2 separate regions of the Homo sapiens genome follow, and region 1 is linked to region 2. A link is a loop called in an ENCODE intact Hi-C map of the cell type or tissue named here. Cell type or tissue: PC-9. All regions are shown on one strand.

The links. Peaks named below come from ENCODE experiments on the same cell type or tissue, not always from the same donor. Only the 100,000 strongest peaks of a DNase experiment are listed, where the experiment ranks them.
Region 1: it touches region 2 in a loop (13-fold over the local background); 4 of 110 quality-filtered maps call a loop at or near these places.

Annotation. Positions count from the first base shown.
Region 1 is chr4:15,689,257-15,691,756 of GRCh38, reverse strand. FAM200B (family with sequence similarity 200 member B) reads right to left here. Exons shown (of 2, transcript NM_001145191.2): 2 at 1,310-2,500. Among named protein-coding and RNA genes, the nearest start is that of FAM200B, 8.7 kb to the right of the region's middle. In PC-9, no CTCF peak of the experiment used is centred here; a DNase peak (open chromatin) is centred at 1,176; H3K27ac peaks cover 2,500 bases.
Region 2 is chr4:15,773,335-15,775,834 of GRCh38, reverse strand. It overlaps a transcript of BST1 not described here. Among named protein-coding and RNA genes, the nearest start is that of CD38, 3.7 kb to the left of the region's middle. RefSeq lists an enhancer at 1,007-2,206. In PC-9, no CTCF peak of the experiment used is centred here; a DNase peak (open chromatin) is centred at 1,534; H3K27ac peaks cover 1,083 bases.

The sequences.
Region 1 (2,500 bases), 84 kb after region 2:
GCACAAAAGATTACAGTATTCAGATACACAGAGCTCTTTGAAGAGGCATGTGACTCACAAACCCCCTCAACCAATCTCAGCAGAAGCCCCAACTAGAGATAGGATTATTCAGGAAACATCTGTTGAGAAGCCTCTTTCAATGGAGTGAATCCCTATGACTCACAATGTTTTGTTTACCAATAGAAACACTGTCAAATTGGACTAAAACGGACAGAGTGGTTGAAATGAAAGAAGGCAACCGAGTTCCCTAAATTCTACTAGCAGGAAATGGGCTAATAAAACTATTTAGTAGCAGACATGTGGTACTCCTCATCCAAAAAGATGGCTCTGAGGGTGGAGCCCCAGGTACAGAGGGCAGGTGCAGGAGCCACAGCTATTCCCAGGCTTAGTAACCTAATGCAGTTTGTCCATGGGACTTTGAAAGGAATTGGCTGGTGTCTTCTTTTTGGCTTTTTCTCCCTTTTTGAATGGGAACATCTATGAATGTTACCCTATTTCTGTCCCACTACTGTTGTAGAGCACAGAACTTGCTTTCTAGTTTCATAGGTCCTTAGATAAAAAATTTTGCCCCAGAGTAGATTATACTCAGAGCTGCACCCATATCTAATTTAGATATGAGATTTGGGACTTTTTAGTTGATGAAACTTAGATGAGATTTGGACTTGAGTTGATGCTATAATGGGTTGAGATTTATGGGGACCCTAGGAGGGGTGAATGTATTTTTCACATGGGATGGATGAGTCTTTGGGGACCAGAGGGTGCTACAGTAGGCTTAATAATGGCCTCCCCAAAGATGTCTACATCCTACTGCCTGAAACCCATGAATGTTACCTTACATGGTAAAAGAGATTTTACAGAGGAGACACACAGAAACACACAAACCTCTGGATCAGAGACACAATTTCTTATTCATAGCAAAAACAGCAGCCAGAGTAGCATTGTATGTGTTCCCCATGCTCCAATTCCTATAACGTAATACAGTAAGGGCCAGGTGTTACCTCTGCATGGAGTGGGTTGCACTACAGAAGAGGAGCCCCAAATTTTAAGTCTCTAGGCTTTTATGGGGCTGCTGACATGTCTGCCTATCTTCTCCAGAGAGATTACTCATTATTTCTGGAATGTAGGCAAATTCCCCTCCTGGCGTGAGAAAAGAGAAGGCTTTATCTTTACTTCCCTGGGATGTCTCTAGGGGAGGTGCTATCTCTAGCGTCACTATCCTGGAATGTTTCCTTTACACATTCTTAATTTGGATGTGAACACGGTCAAACGGGATTCAGACTGTGCAGAAATATGAGCTATTCACAGGGAATTGTTTTTCAACACTTTATTTCAAGCATTAAAAAAAAAGAAAAAATCAATTACCTTCAATAGAACAGAAAATCTGAAAAATTAAATAAGGCTAGGCATGGTAGCAGATGGAAAGGAATTACTATCCTGTATGATTTTAATGACAATGACCATGCCAAATAATATCACCCAGTGGGATAAGGGAGTACACAGAAAGGCAGAAGTTGAAATTAGTTTGAAGACTACATTGTATATTACACAATATACATTGCTTAAGCATCAGCAACGTGAAGCAACATCAATGCCGTTTCTGGATGGTTACAGCAGTTATGTCAAAATTAGATTTTTAAAAGTAAAAAGGCAAAGAAATTTGCCACATATTTAATAATTACTCTTGGGAATGACTGCAAATTAGAGATGTTAGGTATTATTGATTCATTTATTCTTTAGCAAATGTGTATTGAACACATACTATGTATCAGGCAAATGGATATCACCTCCCCTACTATGGAAGAATAACAGTAATCAGATAATTAAAAATTATATACTCCAGGGTGGCAGAATGACAATCAGTAATCAAAATTATTACAAATTATATACTACAAGGAAAACAAAGAAATAAAGGAATAATGGAGGATTTACCCTAGGGTGGTTAGAAAAGGTTTTTTTAGGGAAGTAACATTTAATTTTCTCGAGACAGGGTTTCACTCTGTTGCTCAGGCTGGACTGCAGTGGTGCAATCATAGATGACTGCAACTTCAAACTCCTGAGGTCAAGCGACCCTCCTGCCACAGCCTCCTGAGTAGCTGGGACTATAGGTGTGCACCACCACACCTGACTTATTTTTAAAATATTTTTAGTAGAAATAAGGTCTCACTATGTTGCCCAGGATGGTCTTGAACTCCTGGGCTCAACAGAGCCTTCTGCCATGGCCTGCCAAAGTGCGGGGATTACAGGTCTGAGCCACCATGCCCAGTGAGGGGAAAGTAACATTTAATTCAGACTTACCCTAAGAATTTAAAATAGTGACCAGAGTGTCTTTTAAAACCTAGCTCAGATCATTTCTCTCCTTCGCTTAAACCCTTCAACTGTTCTCTAGTCCACTGACAAAAGCCAGAGGCCCAATAATGGTCTACAGAACCCTTCATGGTTTGGTTCCCCAGTACTTCCCTGACCTTCCTTCTTACTACTCTTTCCATAGCACTTAATAGCT
Region 2 (2,500 bases):
ACTTGATCTGGCATATTATTTTAAAGGATCAATCTGGCTTTGGTATTAAGAATAAATTGTAGGAGGATAAGGATGGAGAACAGTTACAATGGCTGTAGTAGCAGTAATGAAGGTGGCAAAGAAAAAAAAAGATGGATTCTGAATAGAGTTTGAAGGTAGCAGCAGCAGGATTTGCTGATGAATTGGATGTAGCATTTGCAAGAAAGAGATGAGTCAAAGATGATGCCAAGATTTTTTATTTGTGTAACTGACCAAAGGAAGGAAAGCACTGCAATCTACAGTGATGGGAAAACGGGAGGTGAAGTAGATTTGGTCTTGGGAAGAGGCATGAATCAAGAATTTGGTTTTTGATGTGCTAAGTTTGAGATGTCTATTAGACCCCCAACAGGAGGCATCAAGGAGCCACTTGGGTATAAGCTTCTGGAGTTTGGGCAAGGGATTAATGCTGGAGACACTAATAAGGGAGACCTTAGATATGGACAGTTCTTAAAGCCAAGAGTGTATATATAAGATCATGTGAAGAGTGTGTGCAGAAACAGAAGAGTTTCAGAGTCTCAGCCATGGGCTACTCCTGTGACAGAGGCCAGAAAGATGAGAGAGCTTCAGCAAAGAGAACTGGGAAGGATGATCCCTGAGACAAGAGGAAGGGTGCCCTGAAAGTTATTGATGATAGTGACAAGAGGAATCATTTTAGAGGAAAGATGAGGACAAAGCCCACCCACAGCAGGTTTAGGAGAGTATGTGAGAAGATAAGTGATATCAGTAAGTTAGCTGGGGTTTGCGTGTGTGTGGAGAGCTTTTCTGTAAAATGAAATCGAGAAATAAAGCCATAGCTAGAGGATGCTGGGCAGTCAGGAGAGAATATTTTGTTCTAAGTTGAGATTATCACAGTATGTTTGTAGGATGCTGGGATGACCCAGTAGGCAGGCGACAATTGGCAATTGCTCCAGTAATTTCCCTTGACCTGCTGAGCTCAAGCGATCATCCTGCCTCAGTCTCCCGAGTAGCTGGGACTACAGGCACGCACCACCATGGGCCTGGTTAATTTTTTGCAGTTATTTATTTATTTATTTTTGTAGAGGCAGGGTTTCACCATGTTGCCCAAGCTGGTCTTGAACTCCTGGACTCATATATTGGTGAGAGGTATCCGAAGCACAGGTGAGAGTGTGGGTAGGAGCTCCACCACCTCACAGAAGAAAGATGGAAAACACAGCTTTGGGGGTTGGGAGGTTCATGGATTTGGTGATGATGATGTGGATGTACTTTTCTGCTGCTTTTCAGTGAAATGAGAAGAAAAGGTCATCTTCTGAGAGTTGGTGGGGTGCTGGTAGACCTGGAAGGAGACCAGGAGAGCAAATGGACTGTGGGTTCTCAGGGTATCATCAAGTGGTCAGGAATTTTTTAAAAGGTCGGTTAGTAGGTTGCGTTCTTTTGCCCAGCCACTCCCCACTGTTTAAACAGAAGGGTGAAAGTGAGCAGAGTTGGATTTGACAGGGTTGGGGTTTGCTGTGTGTATTTGTGTTCTAGGGTTGCCATAACAAAGTGCCACAATGGGGTGGCTTAAGCAACAGAAATGTATTGACTCACAGGTCTGGAGGCTAGAAGTCCAAGATCAAGGCGTCACCAGGCTGATTTCTTCTGAGGCCTCTCTCCTTGGCTTGTAAGTGGCTGTCTTCTCACTCTGTCTGCACGTGGTCTTCCCGGTGAACTCCTCTGTGTCCAATTTTCCTGTTTTTATAAGAACACCAGTCATAGTGAATTTGAGCTCACTTTAATTACCCCATTTTAACTTAATTACCTTTTTGAAGCTATTACCCTATCTTCAAATACAGCCACATTCTAAGGTACTGAGGGTTAGGATTTCAACATATGAATTTGGGGTGTACACCATTCAGCCCCTAACACCAGTAAATATAACGGAGAAAAAAACGTCAGGGAAGTAGAAACTTTAAGCAAGAATGGGTTTTGTTTTTGGTTTTTATGGGTTGTTTTGTTTTTGGTTTTTGTTTGTTTGTTTTTGTTTTGTTTTGTTTTGTTTGAGACAGGCTCTTGCTCTGTCACCCAGGCTCTGGATGCAGTGCTGAGCCCGTGGCTCACTGCAGCCTTAACCTCCTGGGCTCAAGCGATCCTCCTGCCTCAGTCTCCTGAGTAGCTGGGGCTGCAGATGTGCACTACCACAACTTATTGGATTTTTTTTGTAGAGATGGGGTTTCGCCATGTTGCCCAGGCTGATTTCAAACTCCTGGATTCAGGCCATCCACTCTCCTCAAGGATGGGATTTTAATAATGGTCCATAACATCTAAGTCCCACAGAAACTGAAGTGGGGGCAAAAGAAGGGTGAGAGATCACGAAAAGATGAGAGAGCTCATGGCTGGGAGGTCCTGAAGGGACCAAAGAGTTGTTAGAAAAGACAACATTTGCATTTGAGTGCTTTCATAGGCAATGCAGACTCATTCTGTCCAAAACTAAACTTTTAATCTTTCTCTGTCAAACCAGCTC